2 separate regions of the Mus musculus genome follow, and region 2 is linked to region 1. A link is a loop called in an ENCODE intact Hi-C map of the cell type or tissue named here. Cell type or tissue: left cerebral cortex. All regions are shown on one strand. Links, peaks and the distances in the headings refer to the core of each region. The heading gives the core; the rest is flanking DNA. Region 1 has its middle 26 kb from the start of Gm40328. Region 2 holds the start of Tmem132b (transmembrane protein 132B).

The links. Peaks named below come from ENCODE experiments on the same cell type or tissue, not always from the same donor. Only the 100,000 strongest peaks of a DNase experiment are listed, where the experiment ranks them.
Region 2: a loop joins it to region 1, with 15 times the contacts of the local background. A loop is called at or near these places in 2 of 42 quality-filtered maps.

Annotation. Positions count from the first base shown.
Region 1 is chr5:125,879,570-125,895,255 of GRCm38, forward strand. No RefSeq gene overlaps it. Among named protein-coding and RNA genes, the nearest start is that of Gm40328, 26 kb to the left of the region's middle. In left cerebral cortex, for the core only: CTCF peaks have their summits at 6,955 (motif pointing right), 8,915 (motif pointing left) and 9,807 (motif pointing right); DNase peaks (open chromatin) are centred at 7,862 and 9,505; H3K27ac peaks cover 862 bases.
Region 2 is chr5:125,523,393-125,539,078 of GRCm38, forward strand. Tmem132b (transmembrane protein 132B) reads left to right here and starts at 9,026. Exons shown (of 9, transcript NM_001190352.1): 1 at 9,026-9,298. The coding sequence starts at 9,238. In left cerebral cortex, for the core only: CTCF peaks have their summits at 5,915 (motif pointing right) and 8,632; DNase peaks (open chromatin) are centred at 5,911, 8,446, 8,977, 10,044 and 3 more places; H3K4me3 peaks cover 4,113 bases; H3K27ac peaks cover 4,076 bases.

The DNA of each region.
Region 1 (15,686 bases), core at 5,257-13,256:
AGTGGTTGTACAAGCTTGCAATTCCACCAGCAATGGAGGAGTGTTCCTCTATCTCCACATCTTCACCAGCATCTGCTGTCATCTGAATTACTGATCTTAGCCATTCTGACTGGTGTGATGTGGAATCTCAGGGTTGTTATGATTTGCATTTCCCTGATGATTAAGGATGCTGAACATTTTTTTAGGTGCTTCTCAGCCATTCGGTCTTCCTCAGGTGAGAATTCTTTGTTTAGCTCTGAGCCACATTTTTTAATGGGGTTATTTGATTTTCTGGAGTCCACCTTCATGAGTTCTTTATATATATTGGATATTAGTCCCCTATCTGATTTAGGGTAGGCAAAGATCCTTTCCCAATCTGTTGGTGGCCTTTTTGTCTTATTGATGGTGTCTTTTGCCTTGCAGAAGCTTTGCAATTTTATGAGGTCCCATTTGTCAACTCTCGATCTTACAGCACAAGCCATTGCTGTTCTATTCAGGAATTTTCCCCCTGTACCCATATCTTTGAGACTTTTCCCTACTTTCTCCTCTATAAGTTTCAGTGTCTCTGGTTTTATGTGGAGTTTCTTAATCCACTTAGATTTGACCTTAGTACAAGGAGATAGGAATGGATCAATTCGCATTCTTCTACATGATAACTGCCAGTTGTGCCAGCACCATTTGTTGAAATGCTGTCTTTTTTCCACTGGATGGTTTTAGCTCCCTTGTTGAAGATCAAGTGACCATAGGTGTGTGGGTTCATTTCTGGGTCTTCAATTCTATTCCATTGGTCTACTTGTCTGTCGCTATACCAGTACCATGCAGTTTTTATCACAATTGCTCTGTAGTACAGCTTTAGGTCAGGCATGGTGATTCCACCAGAGGTTCTTTTATCCTTGAGAAGAGTTTTTGCTATCCTAGGTTTTTTGTTATTCCAGATGAATTTGCAGATTGCCCTTTCTAATTTGTTGAAGATTTGAGTTTGAAGTTTGATGGGGATTGTATTGAATCTGTAGATTGCTTTTGGCAAGATAGCCATTTTTACAATGTTGATCCTGCCAATCCATGATCATGGGAGATCTTTCCATCTTCTGAGATCTTCTTTAATTTCTTTCTTCAGAGACTTGAAGTTCTTATCCTACATATCTTTCACTTCCTTAGTTAGAGTCACGCCAAGGTATTTTATATTATTTGTGACTATTGAGAAGGGTGTTGTTTCCCTAATTTCTTTCTCAGCCTGTTTATCCATTGTGTACAGAAAAGCCATTGACTTGTTTGAGTTAATTTTATATCCAGCTACTTCATTGAAGCTGTTTATCAGGCTTAGGAGTTCTCTGGTGGAATTTTAGGGTCACTTATATATACTATCATATCATCTGCAAAAAGTGATATTTTGACTTCTTCCTTTCCAATTTGTATCCCCTTGGTCTCCTTTTGTTGTCGAATTGCTCTGGCTAGGACTTCAAGTACAATGTTGAATAGGTAGGGAGAAAGTGGGCAGCCTTGTCTAGTCCCTGATTTTAGTGGGATTGCTTCCAGCTTCTCACCATTTACTTTGATGTTGGCTACTGGTTTGCTGTAGATTGCTTTCATCATGTTTAGGTATGGGCCTTGAATTCCTGATCTTTCCACACTTTTATCATGAATGGGTGTTGGATTTTGTCAAATGCTTTCTCCACATCTAAGGAGATGATCATGTGGTTTTTGTCTTTGAGTTTTTTTATATACTGGCAATAGTGGGAGACTTCAACATACCACTTTCACCAATGGACAGATCATGGAAACAGAAACTAAACAGGGACACAGTGGAACTAACAGAAGTTATGAAACAAATGGATTTAACAGATATCTACAGAACGTTTTATCCTAAAACAAAAGAATATACCTTCTTCTCAGCACCTCATGGTACCTTCTCCAAAACTGACCACATAATTGGTCACAAAACAAGCCTCAACATATACAAAAATATTTAAATTGTCCCATGCATCCTATCAGATCACCATGGACTAAGGCTGATCTTCAATAACAAAATAAATAATAGAAAGCCAACATTCACGTGGAAACTGAACAACACTCTTCTCAATGATACCTTGGTCAAGAAAGGAACAAAGAAAGAAATTAAGGACTTTTTGGAGTTTAATGAAAATGAAGCCACAACATACCCAAACTTATGGGACACAATGAAAACATTTCTAAGAGGAAAACTCATAGCTCTGAGTGCCTCCAAAAAGAAACTAGAGAGAGCACACATTAGCAGCTTGATAACACACCTAAAAGCTCTAGAACAAAAGGAAGCAAATTCACCCAAGAGGAGTAGACAGCAGGAAATAATCAAACTCAGGGGTGAAATCAACCAAGTGGAAACAAGAAGAACTATTCAAAGAATCATCCAAACGAGGAGCTGGTTCTTTGAGAAAATCAACAAGATAGATAAACCCTTAGCCAGACTCACTAGAGGGCACAGGGAAAGCATCCTAATTAAAATCAGAACTGAAAAGGGAGACATAACAACAGATCCTGAAGAAATCCAAAACACCATCAGATCCTTCTACAAAAGGCTATACTCAACAAAACTGGAGAACCTGGATGAAATGGACAAGTTTCTAGACATATACCAGGTACCAAAGTTAAATCAAGATCAGGTTAATGATATAAACAGTCCTATATCCCCTAAAGAAATAGAAGTAGTCATTAATAGTCTTCCAACCAAAAAAAAAAAAGAAAACCCACCCAGGACCAGATGGGTTTAGTGCACAGTTCTATCAGACCTTCAAAGAAGATCTAATCCCAGTTCTTCACAAACTATTCCACAAAATAGAAACAGAAGGTACTCTACCCAACTCATTCTATGAAGCCACAATTATTCTGATACCTAAACCACAAAAAGACCCAACAAAGATAGAGAACTTCAGACCAATTTCCCTTATGAATATCGATGCAAAAATCCTCAATAAAGTTCTAGCTAACCGAATCAAAGAACACATCAAGACAATCATCCATCCTAACCAAGTAGGTTTCACCCCAGGTATGCAGGGATGGTTCAATATATGGGTTTCTGGGTTATGGGTGGTCTGGTCTCTCTTAGCACCAAGACGGCTTTGCCCATCTAATACCACCATGCCTGTGGTGTTGTCACAGCCTCTGAAGAAATGCTGTCTTGACACTGGTTGTCCCTTCTCTACTGAACCACTCTTGCCTCAAGCAGGCCCTCCAGGGCTCAGCCAGTGAGCTCTCCTCAGTGCCTGGCCACTCTGCTGCCTTTCTGTCTCTCACAGTCTGGATCTGGGCCTCTTTTTCTTTATATATTTGCATGGTGACTTTGTATCAGCAGCAAGCTGATATGCTCTATAAAGCCTTCTGCTCTAGAGTGGAAGTTGTTTCCTACCATGTTCTTGTGGGAGTCGATTGAACCCAAGCCTGTACATGCTAGGTATGCACTCTACCACTGTGATATCCCCAGCCTTCTGCTTGCTATTTATTATTATTATTATTATTATTATTATTATTATTATTATTATTATTACTAATTTTAATTTGAGGCAGGGTCTCACTGAGTTGTCCCAGCTGGCTTTGAATTCTCTCTGTAGCCCACTCAGGCCTAAAACTTGCAATCCTCCTGCCCCAGCTTCCCAAGTTGGCCTAACAAGTAGATCTACATACACCATTTCTGAACTCCTGAAGCCCTTCCATACGCTTCTCTCATGCTCACTTATTCCCTCTCCCTCCCAGCAAGAGGTCAACTGCAAGAGAGAAGGAAGCACATGAGTCTTGTGCAATGACATCATCCATGTGATGGGAGTTCTCGTGCATGCTCAGATGCAATCAGCGATAGGTGAATTGGGGCTGCAGGGATGATATCTGTAGACACCACTCACCATAGCCGCTGAATGGCTAAATGCTGCTGTACATGGGCAGGGGCTTCCAGTGTGTTACCTCCAAATAACTGATGCACCACGTTCCCTTGTGTGAAGAGGTTTGGTTGCTGGTTGGATGAGAGTGGATCCACAGGCACTTTAGACTTCCTGTAGTTATTTTCAAATCAGTGTCAAAATCTCTAGCTTGTTTGCAGCATCAGAAGGATGTGAGGCCTACGTGCTCAGATCCCAGGGAGACTAAATGGCCCAGTGCTTTGACCTTCCTGATGGAGGCTAAAACAGGACATTCATGTCACACTCTCAAGGCTCAGGGACCATCTTGGAAGACAGGGTGGAAAGAGTGTAAGAGTCAGAGTTTAGGGAGGACTAGAAGGAAACTATATCTTCTAGATGTGACAGACAGCTGCATTGATGAACATACTGGTCAGTCAAGATTCCAGCATGGAGTGAAGCAGGGTTCCTGAGTCTCTATCCCTCCCTGGGGAGCTGTGGACAGTTGATGGCTTTGGGGGGAGGGAGTTATTTTTCCTTAAGGGTGTGGCCTTGGAATATCTGTCATGCTCCAGAGAATGACTGCACTCAGGCACATGTAGGCATCACTTATAACAACGAAAAATGAGGACATGAATTTGGCTCATATTGCCTGGGAGGGAGATGCAGATGGACCCATGAGAAGTGGGAGGCAGGACAGGAAGAATTGAGGAATAAGCATCATAAGAATACCTTGTAAAAGCATCTTAAAAGAAGCAATAAGATACTTTTATTTGGAAAAGATATTTGATTAGACTCTTCACCAAAACAACAATAAAACTTCCAAAACAAAACAAAGCAAGAAAACAACAGTAGCAACAACAACACCACACTGTGGCTGCCATCAGGGAGCAGGGAAAGAGGAGTGTTGGTGCTCAGCTCATTGTCTCCTTTTTATTCAGTCCAGGAATAAATTCAGCCCACAGGAACAGCCTTGACCACGTTTATAGTGGTTCTTTTCAGACCTTAAGAGGCAGAGACAGGGAATCTACATAGGAAACTGGCTGGCTAGATTTGTTGAATCAGTGAGCTCTGGGTTCGACTGAGAAACCTTGTTTTGGTGAGTAAGGAGGAAAGTGGTAGGGGAGACACAGAAGCCCTGGACTCCATTAGCCCAGATGTGTGCAAAATCACTTCCCATATGTACACCCACATTTATGCAAACAGGCACACACACACATAAGCATGCCTGCTACAAAAAAACCCACATGCAACAACACCAACAACACCCCACAGAACTAAGGGTCAGTCATGGAGGTGAACTCTTGTCACCCCAGCACTCAGGAGGATGAAGGTAAAAGAAACATTACTTTGAAATCAACTTAGGCTACCAGGGAGACCCTACTTCAAGTAGAAAATCTGGCAACTGCAAGGGCTACCAAAAAGTTCATGGCACATGGACAGTGGTGGTGGCGCATGCCTTTAATCTCAGCACTTGGGAGGCAGAGGCAGGTGGATTTCTGAGTTCGAGGCCAGCCTGGTTTACAGAGTGAGTTCCAGGACAGCCAGGGCTATACAGAGAAACCCTGTCTCGAAAAACAAAACAAACAAACAAACAAACAAAAGATTATGAAGCAGCCACTGAGGGAAATGGCTTAGCCAGTTCGGTTCACTTTGAGCATGCACTCCGCATGTGACCACCTGCTTCCTGTCACCTCCAGTCTCCAAAGAAGGAGAAAGTCATGTGAGCATTAAAACTCATCTGTATCAATGTCCAAAATATATAATGTGTGTGTGTGTATGAGTACGTATATGTCCCATGTGTTTGTTCAGGTGCTTTTACATGGTGGCCAGCTATCCCTATTTCACCTGTAGAAGTCATTAGCTTTCACTGGAGGAATGACCTCTGAACTCTTCCACAAAGAAGGACTTTCCTTGCAAAAATTCCCAGCCTGGAGCTTCCTGCAAAATGCAGCTGCTGATCATGTGACATCCCCTGAGATTTAAGTGATTCCAAAACATTATAATTATTCTGAAATCTACTTGGTCTCAGTTTTGCTTGCAAATAGGAACTTCTGGGCCTAGGGCTAAGTTCTGAGCTGAAATTGATACCCAGAGACCAGATTTGGGGATCAGAATTCTTCATTTTTCATAGTAATGAGCTATATAACCCACTCTTTCACTCTAATAAAACCTGATACCTTGAGGCTGTGGCACCAGAATGGAATGGCTCAGCCAGAGACTGGGAGCTGAACTAAGACCGGATGTGGGATTTCTCAATGCTGTCTCAGTTGGTCCTAAAAATTCCAATTTAGGGTATATTTCCATCTCCTCCTTTGTGTGGTAGACTTCCGTCTCAGTTAAAAGAAATAAGGTGGCTGTTAGGCCACCTGGAATGTTCCCTGTGGGAAGATTCTGGAAGACTAGCTATGCAGTGGTGTCTGTGCTCGTTGATTATCCCGAGCTTTTGTCCCCACCCGCAAGAACACGCTCAGGACAACCGGAATCTTCTGCGGCCAAAGCTTTATTGCTTACTTCTCCAGGAGCAAGAGGAGAAGAGGGATGAATGGCAAAACCCCGTCCCTTTTATGGAGGATTGTCCTCCACCTCAGATGTGTCGCTCCCTGATTGGCTGCAGCCCATTGTCTGAGTTTTCGTCACGGGGAAGGCAGAGCACATGGAGTGGAAAACTACCTGGCACATGCGCAGATTATTTGTTTACTACTTAGAACACAGGATGTTGGCGCCATCTTGTAATGGCGAATGTGAGGGCGGCTCCTCACAGTTGATGGAGACTTTGGGGGGGGGGGCTTTTCCTTGTTCTGATATTTATTTTCAGAGGATCCTATTTACTTAACCAGCCTGGGCATGGTGGTCCTTTGTGGGTGACTATCGAACAGTGTGGCTGTGGCTCAATGATTCCTACTATTTGATCACTGACAAGAAATTGGGGCAAGTCCCCACTCCTTAGTCTTAAAGTCTTTACTCTGTGACATCAGTTGCTTTTGGTTCCTATCCTAGCTTCTTGGCTGTTTATTCACTCCTCCCTCCTCCACTAACTTATTTTTTGTTTGTTTGTGTTTCATTTTTATGTATGTGTGTAAGTGCATGAGAGTATGGGTTCCTGCAGCAACCAGAAGAGGGTGCCAGATTCACTGGAGCTTGAGTTCCAGGTGGCTGATCCCACCTGATGTGGGTGCTGGGAACTCTTGTGCTCCACAAGAGCAGCAAACACTCTTTATCACTGAGATATCTTTTCAGCCCTCATCACTAACCCTTCACACATCCTGGATTTCTTGGTATTGAAAAGCCCCAGAGACCTGGACTCCTCTCTGTATTTATTCTGTGGTGGGATGTAGGTGAGTCCTTGGGTATGCTGAGTACTTACTGTTTTTGCTCTGTGAATGGTTGGGAGGAGGAGGAGGAGGAGGAGGAGGAGGAGGAGGAGGAACCATGGGCCACTCTAGGGTTCTCCAGAAGTCCTTGGAGTCCAGTTAAATAGTGAAAACAGGAGCACAACTTAATACGTGCACCATGGCCAACGAAATAAATGAGCTTCTGACTTATTTAAACACCAGGAACAAAGCCCGAAGATCAGGAGAGCACAGTCAGTCTTTGATCTTTGTTATTGAACAGATTGGTATTTACCGACCTGTAGCAACTGGAGAGAACACAGGCCACAGGGTTCTGTGAGTTTTTCCTCAACATGAAAGTGTTAGCAAAGGCAATTTTCAGGATCTGGGGGTTTTGGTTAGTGCTGGGGGTAGTGTTAAAATCATTAAGGCTTTGGGCTGGATTAAATGCTCTCTGAAAGTGGAGGTAATTCTACAGAATGGTCTCGAAAGGATTGCCTATCTGTGAGCGCAGTAGGAAGCTGGGCCAGAAGGAAGACAGACATCTCCTGCACCTGCTGCACACCTCAGTAAAATCCAACACAGCCTTCTGTGTTCAGGATGGAAAGGAAACAGGATGCTAAATGTTTCTGACGAGACACACATTTCTCACGAGGCACACATCCTTTCCACTTCTGTCACGAGGAACTTGAGGACTTTGGTGACGTCACTTCACAACTGACTCTCAGGTGGCACTTCCTGTTGCAAAAATTCCACAAAGTATTCTCCTGCCTGACATTTTCCAGAATGCTGACAGGGTTGAGATGTCCTGTCTGTTCCGTGTCTGGACTGAGGGAAGCCAGCAGTCTGGGAGTGTGCCGCTACCCCACAGCCAGCTGAGGACGATAGGCAGCCTGAGCTCGGCAGCTTAAGGATGCTTCACCATGTTATCTGTCTGGAACCAGGAGAAAGGAGCTGTGTAAGGATGAAGTTGCCTCCCCTTTATTTGATATGGAAACAGCTATGTGATCACAGTAAATCAGAGCACCTGTGGTAACCTGCTGTATTACCTGTCATACATTTCTATTTCGTCACGCAAAACCATCAGATCTGTTATGACCTACTACATTATGGGAATTTTTCTGTTGTGTTATAGAATTGTCCCCTATTATCTATTGTGCATGACAATGTTTCTAGAACAAGCCATAATTGAGACAGAATAAATTTCTCTTGTGTCATGTTGAATCACATTACATCATAATATATTTTGATTTCACCACATTAAATGATAACTGCATCACCATAGATTTCTACTGCATCATGGCAAGCCATAACAGCTACTATGATGATCTATTTCAGTGTAATAATTTTTCCCCAGAACTTTCCAGAAATGACTTTCGTTTGTTCATGATAAAGGCTGTCAGATACTTTTGGCACCCAGACCTTACCATGCCCCACTTAATGAACAGAAACAGTAGGGCTTAGAGGGGCATCTTGTCTTACTCTCCTGTTGTGATAAAACACCATGGCAAAAGCAATTTAATAGAGAGATTGTTAGTTTTGGCTCCCAGTTAGAGTGTACAGCCCATAATGGTGTGGAGACTCTGGCAGCAGGGGCTTCAGACAGCAAGTGCTCAGCTCAATTTCCCCCTTACACAAAACACAAGACCTCAGCCCATGCAATAGAGTCTCCAGCAGTTAAAAGGACTGGCTACTTTTCTCAAGGATCCCAGTTTTATTCTTAGCACACATGGTAGTTCACAGCCATTGTAACTCCAGTTGCAGGAGGATCTGATGCCCTCTTCTGGCCTCCATGGGCACTGTAGGCATATGGTGCACATACATACACACAGAGAAATGCGCGCGCGACACACACACACACACACACACACACACACACACACACTGCAGATTTTAAAAACCTGTTTTAAAAAGAGATCTAAGCTGTAGAGATTTTTAGCTTCAATAAAGGCTAAGATATTGGATTTTCAAAACCTAAATTAAACACAAAATTATTAAGAAAAAAAGGGGCTAAACATGGAAAGGGAACTAAAAGTGCCGACAGAAACATTGTAGAAATAAAAAGGAATAGGTTAGGAAGTACAGTGGGTACAGTTGCCTGCAGATGTTCAGAGCATAATGCCAGTGAAAATTCCAACTTGCATTCAAAGCCAGTGACACATACTACAGGTTTTGGTCCCCCTTGGGGGACTTGTGCAACAGATTCTAGAATAAAGTCCCTTTTAAGTTTTTAGAACTTGCTGCTTTTTGCCTTGAGTAACGGAGGGAGGACATGTGAAAAGACAGAATTCTAATTTTAGGGTGCTCAGCATCCCGACTCTATTTTCATTTCACCCACAAGAAAAATCTCCTCAGCTAACCTTCAGCTACTTTTCTTATACTACACCTAAAAAAAAAAAAAGTCCTCTTGAGCCCTCTCTAATGAGCATGTGATTCCCAGCTATGAATGCACATACATTAGATTTCTGTTGGAGAATTTTAGAAAGTGTATGCTCAGGATACTCTCCTGAGAGATTACATCATGTTTAGAGATACTATGGCCAGCATTAAGAGATATGTTTGTTTTGATTTTATGTGTATGGGTGTTTTGCCTGCATTTATGTCTATGCACTATATGTGTGCAGTGCCCATAAGTAGGCCAGAAGAGGGCGTGCAATGTGGATGCAGGGAACTGAACTTAGGTTCTCTCTGCAAGAGCTGCCAGTGCTCTTAACCACTAAGCTTTCTCTCCAGCTCCTAAACCACACGTTTTTAAAAGCTGGTACTGACATCCAAGTAGTCTGTGGTAGAGAATCAGAAAATTATGATCTGCAGACCAAATATGGATCACCTGTTACTTTTGTAAATAAAATCCAAGTTGGGTACAGCCACACATCCTTAATGGTTGCTTCCACAGTACAAGGGCAGAGAGTTGGGCACTGATGACTGACAAATTGCTCTTAAAAATGGGAATGTTTGCTATATAGTTGTGATGGTTAATCTCCATTGTCAATTTCATAGGAAGAATGAATCATCCAGGATTCACATCTCTAGGTGTGTCTGAGAGGGGGTTTTCTAGATTAGGTTAATTGAGAAGGGAGGTCCTACACAAGAGCAGTACCATCCCATGGACTGGGGTGCTAGACTGAAAGAAATGGAGACAATGAGCTGAGTACCAGCATCCCTCTCTCTCAGCTTCATGATTGTGGATACAATATAACCAGCTGCCTCACACTGCTTCCTGACTGTGGATACAATGTGACCAGCCCCATTAAGCTCCTGCCGCCACCATGGCCATGCCTTCCCTCCATGATGGACTGTGCCCTTAGATGATAAGACAACACAGACCCCTCCTTCTTTTATTTGATTCTTGTCAGATATTTTGTCACAGGCACCAAGGGAAAAAACCCTAATATAATAGTAATTTCAGAAAGAAAAGTTTGCAAGCTTTCTCTGGGCTTGGGGAAAAATAGTTCAGCAGAAATCATGCAGGAACACCTTGATATATGTCATTATTATCCTAAAGTTGTGTTCCTCAAGCTATCAGTTGTGACCCTTTTTGGGATCAAATGACCCTTTCAAGGCGGTCACCTAAGACCATCAGAAAACACAGATATTTATATTACCATTTATAGCCATAGCAAAATTACAGTTATGAAGTAGCAATGAAAATGATTCTGTGGTTGGGGGTCCCTACAACATGAGGAACTGTACTAAAGGGTCATAGTATTAGGAAGTTGAGAATCACTGCCCTAAAGTGATCAAAGATGATCCACTCAGATTCAGAGATGGAGAGAAGTTTGAACTTACCCAAGATTGCTTGGGAAACTTAATACCTGGGATAGGTATCTTCTAACTCTACAGCAAGGTCATGTATAATACAATCCATTGATTTTTCTGTCTTATATCAGTTAGCCTTTCTGTTTAGTTTTGCTTATACTTATCCAGAGTCCAAAATTATTAAATAGAGAATTCCAGAAAAATTGCTTCATAATTTTTTATTGGATATTTTATTTATTCACATTTCAAATGTTATCCCCTTTCCATGTTTCCCCCTAAAAACCCTCCATCCTATCCCCCTCTCCCTGCTTCTATGAGGGTGCTCCTCCACTCATCCATCCACTCCTGCCTCACTGCCCTGGCGTTCCCCTACACTGGGGCATCGAACCCTCACAGGACCAAGGGCCTCTCCTCCCACTGATGCTCGACAAGGCCATCCTTTGTTACATATGTGGCTGGAGTCATGGGTCACTCCATATGTACTCTTTGGTTGGTGGTTTAGTCCCTGGGAGCTCTGGAGGATTTAGTTGGTTGATATTGTTGTCCTTCCCATGGGATTGCAAACCCCTTCAGCTCCTTCAGGCCTTCCCCTAATTCCTCCATTGGGGTCACTGTGCTCAGTCCAATGGTTGGCTGTGAGCATCTGCCTCTGTATTTGTCAGGCTCTGGCATAGTATCTCAGGAGACAGCTGTATCAGGCTCCTGTCAGCAAGCACTTCTTGGCATCTGAAATAGTGTCTGGGTTTGGTGTCTGTATATGGAATGGATCCCCAGGTGGGGCAGTCTCCAGATGGCCTTTTCTTCAGTCTCTGCTCCACACTTTGTCTCCATATTTCCTCCTGTGAGTATTTTGTTCCTCCTTCTAAGAAGGACTGAAGCATTCACACTTTGGTCTTCCTTTTTCTTGAGCTTCATGTGGTCTGTGAATTGTATCTTGGGTATTCTGAGCTTTTGGGCTAATATCCACTTATCAATAAGTGTGTACCATGTGTGTTCTTTTGTGACCTGGTTACCCCACTCAGTGTTATATTTTCTAGTTCCATCCATTTGCCTAAGAATTTCATAAAATCATTCTTTTTAATAGCTGAGTAGTACTCCATTTTCTGTATCCATTCGTCTGTTGAAGGACATCTGGGTTCTTTCCAGCTTCTGGCTATTATAAATAAGGCTGTTATGAACATAATGGAGCATGTAGTGATGGTTCAATATGTGGAAATCCATCAACATAATCCACTATATAAACAAACTCAAAGAAAAACCCACAAGATCATCTGATTAGGTGCTGAGAAAGCATTTGACAGAATTCAACTCCCTTTCATGGTAAAAGTCTTGGAACAATCAGAAATTTAAGGCCCATACCTAAACATAGTAAAAGCAATATACAGCAGACCAGTAGCCAACACCAAACTAAATGGCGAGAAACTTGAAGTAATCCTACTAAAATCAGGGACTAGAAAAGCTGCCCACTCTCTCCCTATCTATTCAATATAGTAATCAAAGTCCTAGCCAGAGTAATTAGACAACAAAAGGAAGTCAAAGGGTTACAAATTGGAAAGGAAGATGTCAAAATATCATTATTTGCAGATGATATGATAGTATACTTAAGTGGCCCCAAAACTTCCACCAGAGAACTCCTAAACCTGATAAACAACTTCAGCAAAGTGACTGAATATAAAATTAACTCAAACAAATCTGTAGCCTTCCTCTACTCAAAGGATAAACAGACCGAGAAAGAAATTGGGGAAACAACACCCTTCACAATAGTCACAAATAACATAAAATACCTCGGTGTGACTCTAACCAAGCAAGTGAAAGATCTGTATGACAAGAATTTCAAGTCTCTGAAGAAAGAAATTGAAGATCTCAGAAGATGGAAAAAAATCTCCCACGCTTCATAAGTTTTAACAGAGCTCCATTCTTGGTTATATGATGGAATTCCACCCTGTCTTTCTTCATCTCAATCTGTGATGGTTTAAATATGCTTGGCCCAGGGAATGGCACTATTAGGAGGTATGACCTTGTTGGAGTAGGTGTGTCACTGTGGGTCTGGACTTTAATGCCTGGGAAGTTAGTCTTCTTCAAGCTGCCTTTAGAACAAGAGATGGAATTCTCAGATCCTCCAGCACCATGCCTGCCTGGACACTGTCATGTTTCTAACTTGATGATAACGGACTGAACCTCTGAACTTGTAAGCCAGTCCCAATTAAATGTTGTCCTTTATGAGAGTTGCCTTGGGAATGGTGTCTGTTCACAGCAGTAAAACCCTAACTATGACACAATCATAGCCTGGGTTCAGTATGAGCACCCTGTATATATTACCCTCCCATTATCAGCTAGAAGCCTTCTTAGGGATTGGATTAATGTGGCTTTTATCATATTGCTGGGCTAAAGTATCTCATTTTACTTAATAGGAATCCCAAAAGTCCAAAAGTGACTCCTAATACCACCTGTATGGTGCTTCCTTTAAGTGAATATATAAAACTAAAATATGTACCAACTCAGTAAAGAGACAAATGAGTTTAGTATTGCAACCGCTGCTTACTATTTTTAATGATATGATGTGAGGATTTATGAGATAAACTAGATTCGAGGTGCATGTTCCCAGGAAAAGACACAGTGTATGTGTGCACAACACACTCTGGTTCTAGGTACACACTGCGTTGGAGAATATCCTTCACTGAGACAGGGGACAACTAGATTGCCATTGTATGTCTAGTATAAACTAGTATCAATGCAGTGCTATGGTCACACTCTGGTGTTTTTATTAACTTTTTGTGTTACACACACAAATGGAAGAGAGAGAGAGAGAGAGAGAGAGAGAGAGAGAGAGAGAGAGAGAGAGAGAGAGAGAGAGAGAGAATTTAATGTTAGTTCTTTGCCTACCTGCAAGTATATGTACCATGAGCATGCTTGGTGCCCATGGAGGACATTGGATCCCCTGGAATTGGAATTATAAATGGTTGTGAGGTGTCATATGGGTCCTGGGAATTGAACCCAGGTTTTTTGCAAGAGAAGCCAGTGTTCTTAACCTTTGAACCATCTCTCCAGTCCCTGTTGCTTTTAGTTTTTGTCTAATTTCCTCTTTCTGTTCCAGGCTCTTTCTTAGGACATCTAATAGGCTTCTTTATTTCCCCCACACAAGAGACAATTTAGCACCAGCATAAAATGGTCCTCTGACAGAAACATTTAGATCCTTTCTTCCTGGGAGTCAGACCGGAGTGACTTTACTGGGGATCATGTCAGCTGTTTTCTGTGAGTGACAAGAAAGGCAGACCTCCTTTTCTTCCTCTGTCTAGTGGCTTGCGTGGATATGGGTGATCATGCAAAGATGCTGTACTTCCAGGGTAGCAGAGATGGGACGTGTTTTCAAGCGCACGAGCGCCCCTCAGTTTCCCCTTAGCTATGGCCGCACTCAGAGATCCTGGAAGGTCATGTCAAGGTCTTAGAATTACAGTGTGGTGAAGTCATAGCAGACAGAGCCTTGGCAGAGCTTTCTCTCTTGCGCCTATTGCCAAGACACTGAGCATTCTGCTGCTTATCTTCCCACAGGTCTGGCAACAGAGAGGGGAACTCTGCCCACCCCTTGATAAATTCATAGCTCAGAGTCAAAAAGGAAAAAGCAAGGAGCAGAGGTGGGGTGAGATGCCAAACCTGGAAGGAAGCAAAGCCCCCCAAAATATTACATGGCAGCCACACAATTTAGCAAATCTGTGTTGAGTCAGAGGTTGTGGGGGCTGGAGTCATGTGACTGTGAAAACTCGCACCCCTTAAAGGATCCATTGGTGTCTGCTGAGGAGTTGGGGTCTGAGGATTGATAGCCTGGCCTCTCCAAGAGGACTTGTGGCAAAGCAAACATTTGACCTGAAGAGTGGATGAAAATTCATCTTTCTTTGATAGGCATGATGCAATAAAAAAGAATACAGATACAGGAGAGAATGTGAACAGGAAGCAAGTGTGATATTGGTGGAGACTGAGGCAGTGTGAGAGAAGATGGTACCCATCAGGACTCATCTGGTTGCAGGTGACTAAGCCCCAAATCCTGTACATATGAAACGGAAAGCGTCTTCAGCATTAGCCTCATTGTCTCCTTCAGATGGATGGGGGAATCCTACCTCTCATGGAGCATGGGGAAGATGTCAGGAATTGTGAACACACTGCCAAAATCTGTTGCATTGTTAGCGTTAACTACAATGCTTTGAGAACTTTCATATTGCAAGCATTTCTTCTGATGTTCATTTTCCTGTAAATAAGAAAAGACACAGGGGGTGGGGGCAATTTGACAATCTAATTGCTGTTCTCTGGGTTGCTTTAGAGAAAATATGATTATCAGTCTACTAGCCAGAGGGGCTATCAGCTCCAAAATGCCACGGATGCCTCCAATAGCTCCAGCGCTACAGTTAAAGCTGGCTGCTGGAACTACAGCCTCTGCTATGGCTATCTGAAACTCAACTTGTGGATCACAAGCCTGTGTGAGTGATCTCCACCTTGGGTAGCAGGGGGCGCACTTCCCTAAGTTGGGGGAAACTACTGTAGCTCCTTCAAGAATAAGTGGCTGTGATTGGTTCAAATGAACAATAGTGACCTGGAGAAAAGTCTCATTGGTTGAGAGTACAAGCTGCGTTTTTCAGTTGGTTCCCAGTGCCTATGCCAGATGGTTCACAACTGCCTTTAACTCCAGTTCTATGGGTTCTGACCCTCTCTTTTGGAATCTCTATGTTAACTTGACACACAAACTGGGGTTATTTGAAAGAAT
Region 2 (15,686 bases), core at 4,940-12,939, 360 kb before region 1:
TTAGTCCATTATCATGGCAGGAAACATGGCAGCATGCAGGCAGGCATGGTGCCGGAGAGGTAGCTGAGAGTTCTACATCTGGAGTGACAGGCAGCAGGAACTGACTGTGAGCCACTGACCCTGGGCTGGAGCTTCTGAGACCACTCCCTAGAGATACACTTCCTCCAAAAAGGCCACACCTCCTAATAGTGCCACTCCCTGTGACCAAGCATTCAAACACTTGTAGGGGGCCATTTCTATTCAAACTGCCACACCTGGCTTCCCTGGGAGTCTCCACAGCCTGTAAGTCCTCAAATCCCTCAGGGCTCCATGGGCGAAGCTCTTTACAGATGGGCATGAAGAATAGTTGGGACATAGGTGGAGTCAGAGAGGTGAGAGGGTGGGGTAGAAATGATGTAAATAAAGCATCCATATATGCAATTATATATATGGTGTGTGTGTGTGTGTGTGTGTGTGTGTGTCCGAGATGGCTGTGGTAGTCACACCTCTCTCACCCCAGTACATGAGAGGCTGAAGCAGGAGGATCAGGAGTTTCAGGCTAGCCTACCTTAGAAAACAACCCAAAGAAACCAAACCAAACCAGCAAGATCAAAGTTTCCCTGAGGTAGAGGAAGACTGCTGGACAATAAGGGAGAGCCTGGGGTGGTCAGGGGCAGAGAGAGACAGAGACAGAGAGAGAGAGACAGAGAGACAGAGAGAGACAGAGAGACAGGGACAGAGAGACACAGAGAGACAGAATCTGGGGTGGTCAGGGGCAGAGAGATAAAGACAGATACATAGATACATAGATGCATATATAGATACACATATACACACTCCATAGATAGATAGATAGATAGATAGATAATCTGTGGTGGCCAGGGGCTGATGGAGACCCTGAGGGTATTCAGGTCTCTGTTCAAACGTCACCTGTACCATTTGGTTGATGTGGGATAAATCCAGTCCTAGCTTCCTCCTCTGCTAAGTGAAGTAAAACACTCCCTCTTACAGGGGCTGTCATGTTGGAACGCAGTGTGAACAGCGAGACAGAGTGAGCATTTTTAGCTGATGGGATATTTGGTGACCCTCTATCAGATGTGAGCTCACACACCCCTGCTTTCTCCTTGAAGCCCAGGATGTGCACTGGCACACTGGAAGAACTTACTAGAATATTCCAGAATGGCACTCTTGAGTGCCTGGCACTTTGGCCTGTGACTGCTGTCACCTGCGCAACGTTCTTGCCTCTCTCAGATTGCTACCCAGGAGAACTTGGGGCAGCTGGGGGTCTCGGGTGAAGGAGGTGCTGGACTTGGGTGTGGTCTGGACAGAGGTCGGTCCTTCCAAGTCCACAGCTGGCCAATTATAGTCTAGCCCCAAGCACAATGGCCATCCTGTCACCAGCCAGCTGGTGGGCTTCTCGGCTCTACCTCGGTAGGAATTGTGGGTAGGAAAGGAGACATTCCTTCCAGGGCCCTGGAGTGCCCAAGACCTAGGGGCGGGGCTGGAGACCCAGAGGCTCTCAGCTCAGTGAGAGATGTGGAGACTCACTATTCTAGGCTCTGTGCTTTAACCACCAGTGGCCTGGTACTTGGCTATTTCTGCAATTCCCAGCTTCCATCAGCCGCTGCAGCAGCACCAGCAGGAGGCATTGTGTCTGCTTATGTCACAGCTCCCGGATGGTCCTCAAGTGCTGGGACAGTGACAGTGTCCCAGCTCTGTGAGTCCTGGCTGCAGGCAGGATCTAACCTGCTTCCTCATGCCTTCTATCTTTGGCCTTGACTCTTCCCTCTTTACCTGCTTTCCTGTTTCGTTCCTCCAGCCCTCTTTGTTTCTTCTTTCACTCCCGTTCCTCCTCTCATCTGCCCCAGGTGCTGCCCTGCCAGGAACTCTTCAGCTCCTCTCCTGCCACTGCTGTTGGTGTGGCCACCACCGCCTCTGCAACTGTGGTAGCAATCGAGGAAGTGAAGGGGCTGGAGCGATAACTCCATCCTTAAAAGCTCACAAGCAAAACTTCAAGGAAGCAGAGAAGGCTGCTTCCAGGTCTGGACCCGTGAATTAGCTCTGAGGCTGCCAGCTACCTCCATTAATGGGTGGGAAATTTGAATGTGGGCGTGTCCACTCTCTTCTTTTTCTGTGACTCGCTCAACCACTTCTACTCAGGATAAATCCTGGAGGTGGGCAAGGACAGGCTGGAGAGATGGCTCAGCAGTTAAGAGCACATACTGCTCTTACAGAGGTTCAGTTTGGTTCCTGGCACCTACATCGGATGGATTGATGCTACTTTTAACTCCAGCTCCAGGGGATCTGGCGCCCCCTTCTGGCCTCTGTTACTACTGCATTCATGTGCGTTTTGAGCATGCCCCAGGCATCCTCGAGGGTCATTTTATCATCACCGTGACCTTACTTCATGCCAATATTTCCTGCTCTTCAGCTGCTGAGAAGAATCTTCTCATGGACCTTGAAGATTCTGAGTCATGACACCAGCTGGACCCAAAGCCACAGCCTGTGCAAGCCCTGAGTCCCTCCTTACTTAGGGGTTTGTCATAATGAAAATGTCATTGCTGAGTCCTCTGGTTCAGGGGGAAACTTACAGCTTCCTGTTGGCTACACGCAGGGATGAGAAGAGCCGGTTGCTTATAGCCGGCTTTGCTCAGAAGATCACGTGGGACTACAGGTGTCCCCTCCACAGACAATCCCAAGGTCTCCCTACTCTGCTCTGGGCTAAGGGATCCCTCACCGCCACAGGGCTGTGAACTCCTCACACCCTAGAAGCTAATTAGCACGAATCTTGGTGTGACACTAAACGCTCTCTCATTTCCCCACAGGAAGGGCTCCTGAACAAAGAAGAGAGGATATGGAGAATTTATGAGAGTTAGGAATGATTTAAGAACCACATAGGCAGATGTGGTCAAGGGAAAGGGCAGGCAGATGGGAGAAACCTGTGGTGTCCTGAGGACCCAGGCCCCATGTGCAGAGAGCAGGATGCTGGGTTTCTCCGAAGCGTCTGGATTCATACACTGAGAGGGGCTGGCAATGCTCAAAGGTGGAGCACATACGAGTGCATTCCACATTATGTGTAGACTTCCAGCACATGGACACACACATACACACAGCCCCCAAATCCAACCCAAACAAACAGACAAATAAAATCCCAAAGCAAAATAAAACAAACAAACAAACAACAAACAAACAAACCAGTAGCAGCAACAGCCACAGCAGCAGTGGCTTTAAGAGTATTCTGACAGTCTGTGGCCTCAGCTCCAGGGGACTTTGCTGCCCTCTTCTGGCCTTTACCGGTACTGCACACATGTGATGTACATACAGGAAGTCACATACTCCTACATGTATATTAAGTAAATATATATAAAAGGTGATGACATTGGAGGTGGCAATGATCTCCCCAAACACGTACATTTCATTGTAAACGTCAATATTTACAGATTTGGGGTGGGTAAGGAGCTAATTCTGTTGGAATATTCCACTTATTGAGCGAATGGGACGCAGCGAAGCGTTAAAACTGAATCAAGGGACTGAAGGGGCCGGAGCCTTCACTCTGCTGTTAAAGGCTAAGGTTCGCAGGCAAAACTTCAAGGAAGCAGAGAAGGCTGGGTCTGGAGCTGTGAATTAGCTCTGAGGCCACTGGCCACTGCCACTAAAGGGTGGGAATTTGAATGTGTGTGTGTGTTTTGTTCGTTTGTTTTGTTTTTTTTCGAGACAGGGTTTCTCCGTGTAGCTCTGGATGTCCTGGAACTCACTTTGTAGACCAGGCTGGTCTTGAACTCAGAAATCTGCCTGTCTCTGCCTCCCAAGTGCTGGGATTAAAGGCGTGCGCCACCACTGCCCAGCTTGAATGTGTTTTATAAGGAGACCTGTATTAGACAACCTCTGACTCCTTCTTCCACAGTGTGGATTTAAGGGTGCATCTGACCATGTATAAGAAAAGCAGCTTAGACAGACTTTCCTTTGCCCTCTTTCTCTTTTTTTCTCTTTTTTGCCTCCATCTCCCCCCCGCCCCCCCGGCCTGGTCTCCCCCCCCCCGCTGTGCCCCCCATTTTTTGCAAGTGTAGAGGCTGAAGTAGAACATCAAGTGCTCTCTCTCCCTTTCCACCTTAAATCCTCAAGACAGGGTCTCTTACACTCCTTGTTTTGGGCCATGTATCCAGCTGTCTCGGCCCCACATTTCAAGGGTTCTGGGTGCTCATGGCCACACCTGGCTTTTCACACAAGTGCCGGGGTTCAAACTCTAATGCTTCAGGGTTGCACAACAAATGCTCTTACCAACTGAGCCATCTCTCCAGCTCCTTTCTTTCCTTCTTTCCCCTTCCTCCCTCTGCAACGCTGAGGATGGAACTTGTTCCACTTCTGAGCCACACTCCAGCCTCAAACCTTTGTCGTCCCCCCCCAGTGAAACACAGGGGGCCCTTTGGTTTTTCCTCAGGGAAACTGATGGAACTAAACAAGGACTATCCTAAGGGCAGGGCCAAGTGCATCTTTCAAACTGTCACACAGAGAAACATTGTTAGGCAGCATGAGAGATGCTTTCAATATAGAATGCTTGAAGCAATGCAGTCTCGTGACAATGCTGTCACATGACACTCTCACTGAGTTATTAGGGTTTTACTGCTGTGAACAGACACCATGACAAAGGCAACTCTTATAAGGACAACATTTAATTGGGGCTGGCTTACAGGTTCAGAGGTTCAGTCCATTATCACCAAGGCAGGAGCATGGCAGCATCCAGGCAGGCATGGTGCAGGCGGTGCTGAGAGTTCTACATCTTCATCTGAAGGCTGCAAACAGAATACTGACTTCCAGGCTGCTAGGATGAGGGTCTTAAAGCCCATACCCACAGTGACACACCTACTCCAACAAGGCCACACCTCCTAATGATGCCACTCCCTGGCCTGAGCATATACAAACCATCACAGGGGTGGGGAGAGAGTGTGGGGAGAGGGGTATGGAATGCACCCAAAGACACTCCAAGTGTCATCTAGGTTTTGTTTTCTCAGTACCTATGTCTTGAGTCTGTGTCAGGAACACGGGATTTGGAGAACTACTTACCCCTCAAAAAGCCAGCATAGGAGAAGAAACATTTTGTATGTATGTATGTGTGTGTTTTCTTCTACTTTTTGACATACATTATTCAAGTTGTTCTGTTGAGAGCTAAATATGCACGACTGACTGACTGTCCATTCAGGGCTCTCCCAAAACCGGCATCTATCATCCAGGCTGTTTCTGGCTGCAAGTCAAGAATGCCTGAAGGAGCAGCAGAGTTTAAGCACCACAGTGTATCCTCTCAGAGAATGGTCTGTGCAGGATCAGCCCGACGACACGGTGGCTAAAACTTTCTGGAAAAGCGTTTTGCTTTCTTCCACCGGTAGAAAAGCAAAGAACTGCTGGTGGGCACTGGCATAAGTGGTTACGGGAGCCCCTCCCATCACCCCCTCAGTCAGCAAGTGGCCAGAAGGACTACATAGTGAGACCATTTCGGTTTAAAAAAAGCGATTGTTGTGCATGACTATGAAGTGGGAATGGTGATGCTTTATATGTAACGCAGCACACGTGTGGCAGTCAACTCTCTCCTTCCGTTGTGGATTCCGGGGACTGAAGTCAGGTGTGTGGGGTGAGTGTCGTTTCCTGCTGAGATCTCTTGCTTTTCCTCCCATCTGGTCTCAAGTCACAGGCTTATGGGGGACTTCTGGCATCTTGTTAACCTGCTCTTCAACCCTGAGTTTCATTTCCTTCTTTCTTCTTTCTTCCTTCCATTCTCCCTTCCTTTCTCCCAGGATTTGCACTTGGGGTTCCTTGTGTCAAGCCTGGTGCCTGGTCTAGCCCAGCTATTGGGGATGGAGAGCCTCAGCCCCAAGCTTTCCTGATTCCCCGGGCGAGGAACCTGCACCACCTAGGGATGCACTACCCGCTTTGGCCACAAGATGGTAATGTTGCTCTTTGTCCAAAGCCCAGAGGCACCTGGGCAGGGTTTTAGAGGCCAGGCTTGGGAGGGTCCCAAGGGAACAGCCACCTGCTACTTCGGGGTGGTCAGAGCTCTACACCTCAAGGTCAGGTTAGATTTCCCTTACCACACTACAGAACCAGGGCGAGAGTCATTTCCAACCTCAGCTTCTTTGTGTATGTATAGAACCTTGGGAGTCCTGCTTGGTACTCCCCAGGCCAGGTGAAACATGGGGATTTGAAGTTGAGCAGGGATGAGAAGATACACTTGCTGAGGGAGCTACAGGGTCTCCTGGTTATACCCTCAGCTCCTCAGCTCTTCTGGGCCCTCCAGACCCCTCTGCTTAGAATTTCCATAAATACTATCAGAAACACCGGCTTGGTTAACACGCAGAAATCCTCGCCCAGTGAAGGTACAGGCCAAAGCAGGGACGCTCAGAAAGCGTTAGGGGTTTCTACAAAGTCGCACAGCAACTAACCTGCCTTCTCCCTGTCAGCCATTCCACAAAACAGACCCCTCCTTCCTCTGTGGTATTACATCATCACCAGCAAGGGTCAGCTGGGGAGCGCACTCCGGCCCAGCTCTAGAGGTTCTCTGAGATGTGATGAGGTACCTCTGAACTGAACGGGAGTGTGTGTGAGGTGGGGGTAAGGTAACCGATGCCTTCCATCACCCCCGGGGATTTATGGATCTTGGCTTGTGGCCTGCCTTCCATGTACTATGCCCCTACCAAGGAAGCCATAGAATCCCTCTGGTCACAGATCCTAGCTCTTGATGACCTGGTCCAATACACCCTGGCCTCCCTCTGGCTATGGCTGCAGCCTGCGCTATCTCCATCACGGGGCTGCTGTTCAATCCCAGTTCCTCAAGAGTGGCGGTTCCTGCTGTGTTTACTTCTTGAGTCCTCACCATCCAGCCCAGGCCTCGAGCACAGTAGGTGCACAGCTCAGTGATATTCGCTAGTAAATGAAGGAGAGGTGGAAAAGGTGACTGGAGTGGCACCCAGAAGTACCTGAGGTTGGGTAGCATCCCCTACAGCCATAGTCACCAGGGAGAGGGGACACACAGAACCTCTGAACTCAAGAAGAAACCCAGAACCCAAGCGGGGTGGTGGTGGCGCACGCCTTTAATCCCAGCACTCAGGAGGCAGAGGCAGCTATACAGAGAAACCCTGTCTCGAAAAACCAAAAAAAAAAAAAAAAAAAAAAAAAAAAAGAAAGAAAGAAAGAAAGAAAGAAAGAAACCCAGAACCCACTGTCCACCTATTGATGCCTTTGCCAGGAGCATGGCAAAGACAGGATTCCTTATGAAGGAGGGCTGCAGGCAGAGCAGAATTTGTTCTTGGTAACTAACCTGCTCCTGCTCCTTATTCTTTTCTTCTTTTTTAAAAAATTGTGGAAGAGCCTGGAGCTGCCTGGACTAATGAGTCCCTACTAATGAAGTAGGTCCACCAGCCCCCTCACCAGCTGGGAAGGCCGGAGTGTGCTGATACTCGCCCATGGAGGCAAATCAGACACGGTGATAACGGCTGCAGCGAGCATGAGGGTGTTACCCTTGGCGGATCGGGTCAGGGGTTTCCTGTGTGCATTCCTGGGAATACCAGCTAGAGGCTGCCCTGACTTTATGTCTCAGGTTGGGAAATTGAGGCTCTTTGGAGGATTATGAGTTTTGCCTGCCCTGGGTTCTCAACTAAGGATGCTGGGCCACAGTCTGCATCATCCCTGTTGACTGATTTGAGGTCTGACCCATCTTTCTTTTTTTCTTTCTTTCTTTCTTTCTTTCTTTCTTTCTTTCTTTCTTTCTTTCTTTCTTTCTTTCTTTCTTTCTTTCTCTCTCTCTCTTTCTTTTTCTTTTTCTTTTTCTTTTTCTTTTTTTTTTTTTTTTTTTTTTTTTGGTTTTTCGAGACAAGGTTTCTCTGTATAGCCCTGGCTGTCCTGGAACTCACTTTGTAGAGCAGGCTGGCCACGAACTCAGAAATCCGCCTGCCTCTGCCTCCCGAGGGCTCGGATTAAAGGCGTGCGCCACCACTCCCGGCTTCTGACCCATTTTTCTACGCCAAGCCAGGACACCAGAAACTGGTGGCAGGTTGAGCAGAACCCAGACTCTAATTCAGGTGTTTAGACACCACAGCCTCTGTCTGGCTTTGCAGCCTGGTGAAGGGAACTTCCAGGGCCTCTCAGAGAAGCACCTCGGAGCTTCCCTGTTTCAACCTGTCGCCTGGACTAGGCTGTGCATTCAAAGGGACTGTAGTTTCTTGGTCCCTGTAAGCTGGGACTCTCTTCCCACGCCGGGCTGAAGCCTGGCCCACTTCGTGGACATATCGGACGACCTGCCTTGGTGGCGGAGCCGTGCCTCCTCTCCCCACTCCTTAGCACAGAAAGAGCGCTCTGATCTGCCTGAGGCTGGTAGATACTCTTGCGGGCTCTCAGGCCACACCACATCTATCACGTGCCCTAGTCTGCGCGCAGCAATCTATCCCTCACAGATGCCTCCTCTGCGGGCCTCTCCGGTAGCTTGCTTGCCTTCTCAACCCCGGGGACGCCCAGCGTTGCGCTCCCTCCCAACACTCCCTGGGAACCCGCTCCGCACTCTAAACGCTCTCTCTGTCCCTGCCCGACTACCTATTCGGGTCTCCACAGGCCTTGGCGGCCCTGTGCTCTCCCCTGGGAGTGAGTGACACATCCTGACGCTTAACCGCTGGGTGGCCGCCTGGTGTCTTGGCCCGGAGGAGGGGAGGGGACTGGGGGGGGGGGAGGACACCTCCCTGCCTCCTCTTTTTCTATTCTTTAACATCTCTGGGTATGTTCCTCCTCTCTCTTCCTCTCTTCCCTATTCCTCTTCTTCTCCCCTTCCTTTCCTCCTTTCATCTCCTTCCTTCCCTAACTCCATCCTCCTCCCTCTTCTTCTAGCCCCATTCCTCCTCCTCCTCTCCCTCCTCCTTCCTCCTCCCTTCCCCTTCTCCCTCCTCCTCCTCCTTTCCTGTCCTCCTCCCTCCTCCTCCCTCCTGGCTGCTCCCCTCCTCCTCCCTCCTCCCTCCCCTCCTCCCTGCTCGGCTCGCTCACTCTCGCGCTGGCTGGAGGGGCGGCCGGCAGCTGGCGCTGGCCGAGGCGGCGGCGGGATGGGACGCGCGCTGGGGCGCAGGAGCCGCGGCGCCGGCGGGGGCCGCGCAACTCCGGCCAAGTGCAGGGCGGGCGCGCGCTGAGCCCGGGCGCCGTCTGCAGCCGGCGGCCGAGCGCGGAGCTGAGAGGTGCGGGAGGCGGCGGCGCAGGAGCGAGCGGAGCCCGGCGCCGGCTCCCGGGAGGACCATGCGGGCCCCGGCCGCGTCGCTCGGGCTGCTGCTGGCGCTGAGCGCGCTCCGCTGCGCAGGTAACGCGGCCGCGTCCCCTCCCCGACCCCGCGCGCAAAGTTGCTGCCTGGGTCCCAAGTCCCGGGCGGCCGCCGCCTCCTGCTCTTGGCGGGTCTGGGGAGCCCCGGGCGGCCCAAACCCCGCGCGCGTCCCCTTTGCCTCCTCTCCAGTCCCAGCTGCCCTTTGGATCCTTTTGGGGCTCCGGGAGCCACAGGCAGGGCTCCCTGAAATACCCCTCCTTACGCTGCCTGGCACCCGGGCCCCGGGGTCTGCTGGAGATGTAGTGGCCCAGCGTCCGTGGATTGCTGTCCTGTTGTCTGGACACCTGCGGGGCCTGGAGGTCGTCTGGGCTGGCCATGTCTGGCTTGGCTGCAGTCCTTCCCGCGCCTGGTTGCCCCTCTGTTTCCAGCCTCCCAAAGCTACCCGCTCCCCCAAGTGGCTCCCGCTGTCTCCCAAAGTAGCTTCCGCAGGCAGCCAGGTGACCCTGCCGCTCACCCTCTGGAAGCGCGGGTCGTCCCAGCACCCTGACCCATACGTGGTCTAGCAGGACCCGGGAGCGTGGTCCGCTCAGGCACCTAGTGATGTCTAACGTGAAGGTGTTCAGAGCCCTCGCCCCGGGATCCGGGAGTCTGGCTCCAGACTGGCACCTGCGCAGCTGTCGCCTAAACCCCGCGAATGGGGGAAGTCAGAATAGCCAGTTATATGCTGTTTGCAGCCTGGGATGGAGTTGGCTAGGTTCAGCCACCTCGGTGTTGCTACGTGTTGGTTGTAGAGGAAGCTTATCCTAAAATGACAGTACCCCCCTCCCCCACCCCAGGCAAGTAGAGACAATCCCAAAGGCTGGGAAGAAGCGACAGTCACGAGCCCTGTTCATGTGCGTATGAGGGCTGTGTTCTCCAGACCTTTAAAGCCCACGTTTTGGGAGCAGGTAGCTTTAGACTGAGAGCTTCGCTTCCCATTCCTTAAAACAAAAACCGACCGTACAGATACCCAGAACGCGGAAGGAAAAATGCACCCTCAACTTTGCGGCTCCGACTGCCTGGGTGAGGTCGCACTTAGGAGTAAACCTGGATGCCAACTTGTTTGGAAGGATGACTGTGCATAGGCAAAAGTAAATATTGCCTTCCTTCTAGATGACCTCAAGTGACCCCAAATATTTACTAAGACTTTCCCCTTGGAGAGATGGTGGCCAGCCTTGGGCTTTGTTTGCACCACTGGAGGATGGCTCTGGTCCTCAAGTGGAGGGCTCTTCCTTGGCGCCGTTAATGAGCAACCTCGAGCTGCTTGCTCTTGGAACTCCCCTGTGGGTTGGAGAGGGGCACTGACGGGGGTCCAGGCCATTTCCTCAGAGCGGAAGCTCTGAGACGCGGTTGCCAAAGTGCACAGTCCCTCGGACTTGCAAATTACAGTGTTGTGGCTATTTTCTCTCTCCACGGGGGTCAGCGTTCGCCTGGCTGTGTTCAAAAAGCCATCCTGGGCAACCTTGAAGGAGGAAGCTGCCTGTTTCTTGCCTTGTGCCAGAACGAGTCCCCTCACCCTGTCCAGCCCCACCCAGCTACAGAAGAGCCTGTGCGTGGATGGCTCTGGGAGGCTTGTGGTAGAAGAGAGGATGTGCCACCCCTGGGAACTCATTCCCGGCCCTCCTAGGAGGTGTCAGTGCAGCTCTCGGCTGCATAGCTTGCCATACTTTGGGTCCTCGGTTGCCCATGCCTTCCATCGGTTCCCACCAGGGACATAAAGAGAAACACAGTTTGCTAAGCCTATATTTAGCTCCAAAACAAGGGTGATGTTTCTGAAAGAGCTGCCTACACTTGGTTGGTTGGTTGGTTGGGAGTTAACCAGCTTCATCTAGAACTGGCTGCATTTTCTAGATCGTTTCTGGACCAACCTTAGATTGAGTGGCTGAGACCCTGGAAGTGGGGCTTGAAGAGTTCAGCTGTACGGAGGCGCTCCTATAGCACACGTTCTGTTGCCTGTGCCCTCTTCCTGCGTGGGCAGCTACCCCGGGAAGGAGAGCGGTGGGCGGACTTCTTGGAGCTTCGTGAGGGCTGAAGCATACGGAATTGCACTTGGTTGGAGTCAGCACCAATCCTCCGGCTTAGCGACTAGGGGGCCCCATCATTCAAACCGTGTTTGTTCATGCTGTGGCTTTGGAAGTTAGTGATGCAGAGACAGACCACTGTCCCCTGGGGGAAATTGACAAGCCTTGCTTTGTTGACCCTTGATGCTTTTGTTTGGAGAGGGTGTCTGTGGAATGGGGTAGATAGGGTTCTCCACCTTCCTCCACCCGAGCCCCTCCCTCGCCCCCAGCCTTGCTAGTGACAAGTTTGCAAATCGTAGGGACGGCGCTGTTGCCTTGCAAGTCACAGGGCTTAGTCCTGCTTGGCCCCGTGTAGTAGTCTATTTGTTCCTCATTACACCACGCCTTGGGAAGGGGTGGCCCCATGGTGTGGGGAAAAAATGCAAATTCCGTCGCAGCCTCCAGTGATTTAATGGCACTGGGGACCTTCCCAGAGTAAATCATCTGGCACCCCTCCTACAGCCAATGGCCAGAACCGGGAGATGTGGGGGGTTTCCTCAGGAGCTCCGCTTTAGTGACTGGAGCCAACAAAGAGCGGGGGCGGTTGCCATGATCCGGAGGACAAAAAGGAGTCCCCTTCTTTACTGGCTTGGAGTCTGGGAGGGTGGTTTCAGGCAGTAAACTTCTCAAGGGTTTCCTTCCCAGAGAACCCCTGGTTCTGGGTAGCCTGTATTCTTCTGCATCTCAGTTTGAAAGTGGGGGATGGAAAGAGTTCGTTTCCCCACAGACCTAGGAGGAGGAAGAGAGGGAAGGGGAGGGGAAGGGGGAGGAGGAGGAAGAGGAGGAGGAGGAGGAGGAGGAGAAGGAGGAGGGGCTTAGGTACCACCCGCAGCTCTTTGGAGAAAGTGGTCCAGAGCAGATGGGCGCCTCTGAGCGCAGTCCTGCTGCAGGTCCGAGGTTGAGGCCAGCCAGAGGGTGTGAATTTCTGTCAAACTGGGGCTCCTATCCACTGGCTAAAGCTCTGTCTTCTCAACCCATCGTCTTGGACTCTCTCTCTCTCTCTCTCTCTCTCTCTCTCTCTCTCTCTCTCTCTCTCTCTCGTGTGTGTGTGTGTGTGTGTGTGTGTGTGTGTGTGTGTGTGCGCGCGCGCGCACGCGCGCGTTGATACAGGATCTCACTATGTAGCTCTGGCTGTCCTGGAACCTCTATAGACCAGGCTGGGCTTGAATTCACTCTGTAGACCAGAGATCCGCCTGCCTCTGCCTCCCCAGTGCTGGGATTAAAGCCTGGCTTGCCCTAGACCTTATACATGGGGTTTCGTTGGGTAGAGGATTTTCCACTTAAGGAATCTCAGGCTATGACAGCGACAGCCCTTTGACATGGCCCAAGTAGGAACCTGAGGGATAAAGACAGAGTCAGAAGGTTAATGCTGGCACTGGCAGGGAAACATCCGACTCTTGGGCCACGGTCTATGTGGCAGGTTCTGGGAGCATGCTCCCCTGCAGGTGGGCAGGGCCTCTGCTTAAGTCTATAGGTGAGGCTACTTAATGGGAAGGCTAGGCAAATGCCACTTCCTTCTGTATGCCATGGTACGTGTACCCTCCCAAATGATACTTAAAAAAAAAAAAGTAAGATATTGGCAGGTACACACACCTCTACCCTCTGCCTCTGTTTGTGGTCTCATTCTCTGCCCTTCCCCCCTTTGTGTGTATGTATATAGAGGTCAAAGGGTAATATCAGGTGTCCTTCTCGACGACACTCTACCTTGCTTTTTGAGACTTCTCAGTGGACCTGGAGTTTACCAATTAGTCTAGGCTACCTGGCCAGTGAGCCCAAGGGATGGTCTGGTCTCTGCCTCCCCAGTGGTGTTGGCTTTTTAGATGGGTGTTGGGGATTGAACACAGGACTGCATGCCTGCCTGCAAGCACTTTACCGACAGCCACCTCTAGAACCTCTGGTTCTTCCTCTGGAAAGGTATCCCAGAGTCAGTAGTGACGTAGTAGTAGGCTGATCTGTTGGTGAGTTATTCCGAGCCTTTTCTAGATGTGGATTCACTAATTTGCTGCAACAATCGGCATATTTTACAGATGAGAAAACTGAGGCTGGAGAGGCACAGAGGTGCGAAGAAGCAGCGTTTGCATCTCAGAGCTTCTCTTAGCCACTATGATCTCTATTTGGACATTCGTTTCAGGATAATTTATTTCTTTTTTAAGTGATGATGTGTGTATAGCCACGGGCTACCGTGGTGTCTATGTGAAGGTCAGAGGACAGCTTGAGAGGGTTGGTTCTCTCCTTCCATTTTTATGTGAGTTCTGGGGATGGAACTCAGGTCCCTTGGCTTGTGTAACAAGCGCTTTTACCCTCTGAGCCATCTTGCTCTTCTTCTTCTTCTTCTTCTTCTTCTTCTTCTTCTTCTTCTTCTTCTTCTTCTTCTTCTTCTTCTTCTTCTTCTTCCTCTTCCTCTTCCTCTTCCTCTTCCTCTTCCTCTTCCTCTTCCTCTTCCTCTTCCTCTTCCTCTTCCTCTTCCTCTTCCTCTTCTTCTTCTTCTTCTTTTTTTTTGCGGGGGCTTTGATACTGGTTTGGACCCAGGAACTTAGGGTTGTGTCTCTTCCTGAGGGGAAACCCGTGTCTCTTATGAGCTATTCTGCTCTGGAAAAATTGTCTTTTCTCAAGTCTGCCTGGCGGGAGCTCCTGCTGCCTGGTTACAGAGGAGTCAGGTATCCGGGAAGCCGGAGCAGGTGAGGAAGACCTACCTGAGGAGGTGCTGGTCACATTTGGGGACATCTGGCATGGCAGTCTCCCTCCTTCCTTGTATGGAAAAAAATCCTAGCAAGTGAAGTAAGCCAGATTCAGAGAGATAACGGTCAGATATTTTCTCTCATTTGTAGACCTCGGATTTTATATAGGTACATAGAGTCATATCATACATGTACATGGGATGTGCAACTAACAGGGATGCTCCAGGGAATGATGGGGGTGGGGAGAAAGGAGAGGGTGAGTGAATGTGGCCACAGGGCGGGTGCATTTATCCGTGTCTATGAAAGCCGTTACTATGTTCAGTAAATATATGCCACTTAAAAAGAGAAATTTAAACACAGATGGTGATAGGTGTGGTGGTGTAGACCTTTAATCCCAGCACACAAGAGGCAGAGGCAGGTGAATCTTTGTGAGTTGGTGGTCAGCGAGGTCCACGTAGTGAGTTCCAGGTTAGCCAGGGCTATACAATGAGACCCTGACTCAGACAACAAAACCCATCAGAGTTGAGGAGCTGGACAGAAGGCTAAATTGGTTATGTTCTTGGCTTTTACACATGAGACCCGAGTGAGTTCCTTAGGACTCATATTAAAAAGCCAGGTGTAGCGGTGCATGCTCATATCCCTACATTGGGGATATGGAGACAGAAGGGATCCATGGGGCTCAATGGCTGTCCAGCCAGGCACATGTGTGGTGCACAGACATACACACAGGCAAGACATTCATATATATATATATATATATATATATATATATATATATATATATATATATATATGTATGTCTATAAATTGGGACTGGAGATTGTCTCAGTGCTTAAGGGTACTTGTTGAAAACAAACCTGGGTTTGATTCCTAGCATCCACACAGAGGCTCACCACCTCTTTGGGCACCAAGTATGTATGTAGTGCACAGGTGCATATATAGGTGAAACACTCATACACACGAAAGGTAAAAAAATATACCTCAGTAAGCAAATAACAATTTCTTATATTCTATTTTTATCTTTTATTTATCCATGTATTATCTATCTATCTATCTATCTATCTATCTATCTATCTATCTATCTATCTATCTATCTCCCTATTAATATCTAATCTATCCATCTATCATGTGCGATGCTACATATGGTGCATGTGTGGAGGTCAGAGGACAACTTGGAGGTTTTTTCCTTCTACCATGTGAGGCTCTGGGATTGAATTCAAGGCCTTAGGCTTTGCAGCAAGTTCTTTTAGCCATCTTGCTGGCATCTGTTTATTCTCTCTCTCTCTCTTTCCCTCTCTCTCTCCCCCCAAGATACTTCCAGCTATTTATTTATTTATATTTGTCCTTTGACAGTTGCAGTCATGTGTTGATAGAGGCAACAGGTCTTTTGTTTGTTTGTTTATTTTTGCCTGAGACCCAAATTACCAGGAAGGACCGACTCCTGGAGAAGAGTCACAGGCAGAGGAATGGGGCCCCTTGCATCTCTCTGCAGGGTGCCTGCGACACGAGGACCCCTATGCTATGTCCGCTCACTCACGTGCTCGATCCTCATCCAACAATCACATATTCATCATCACTGGGCACTTGGGATGTGACAGGGGAGAGAGGGGCTGCTTCAGTCTCATGGGAGGGGCTGTCAGTCTCAGAATC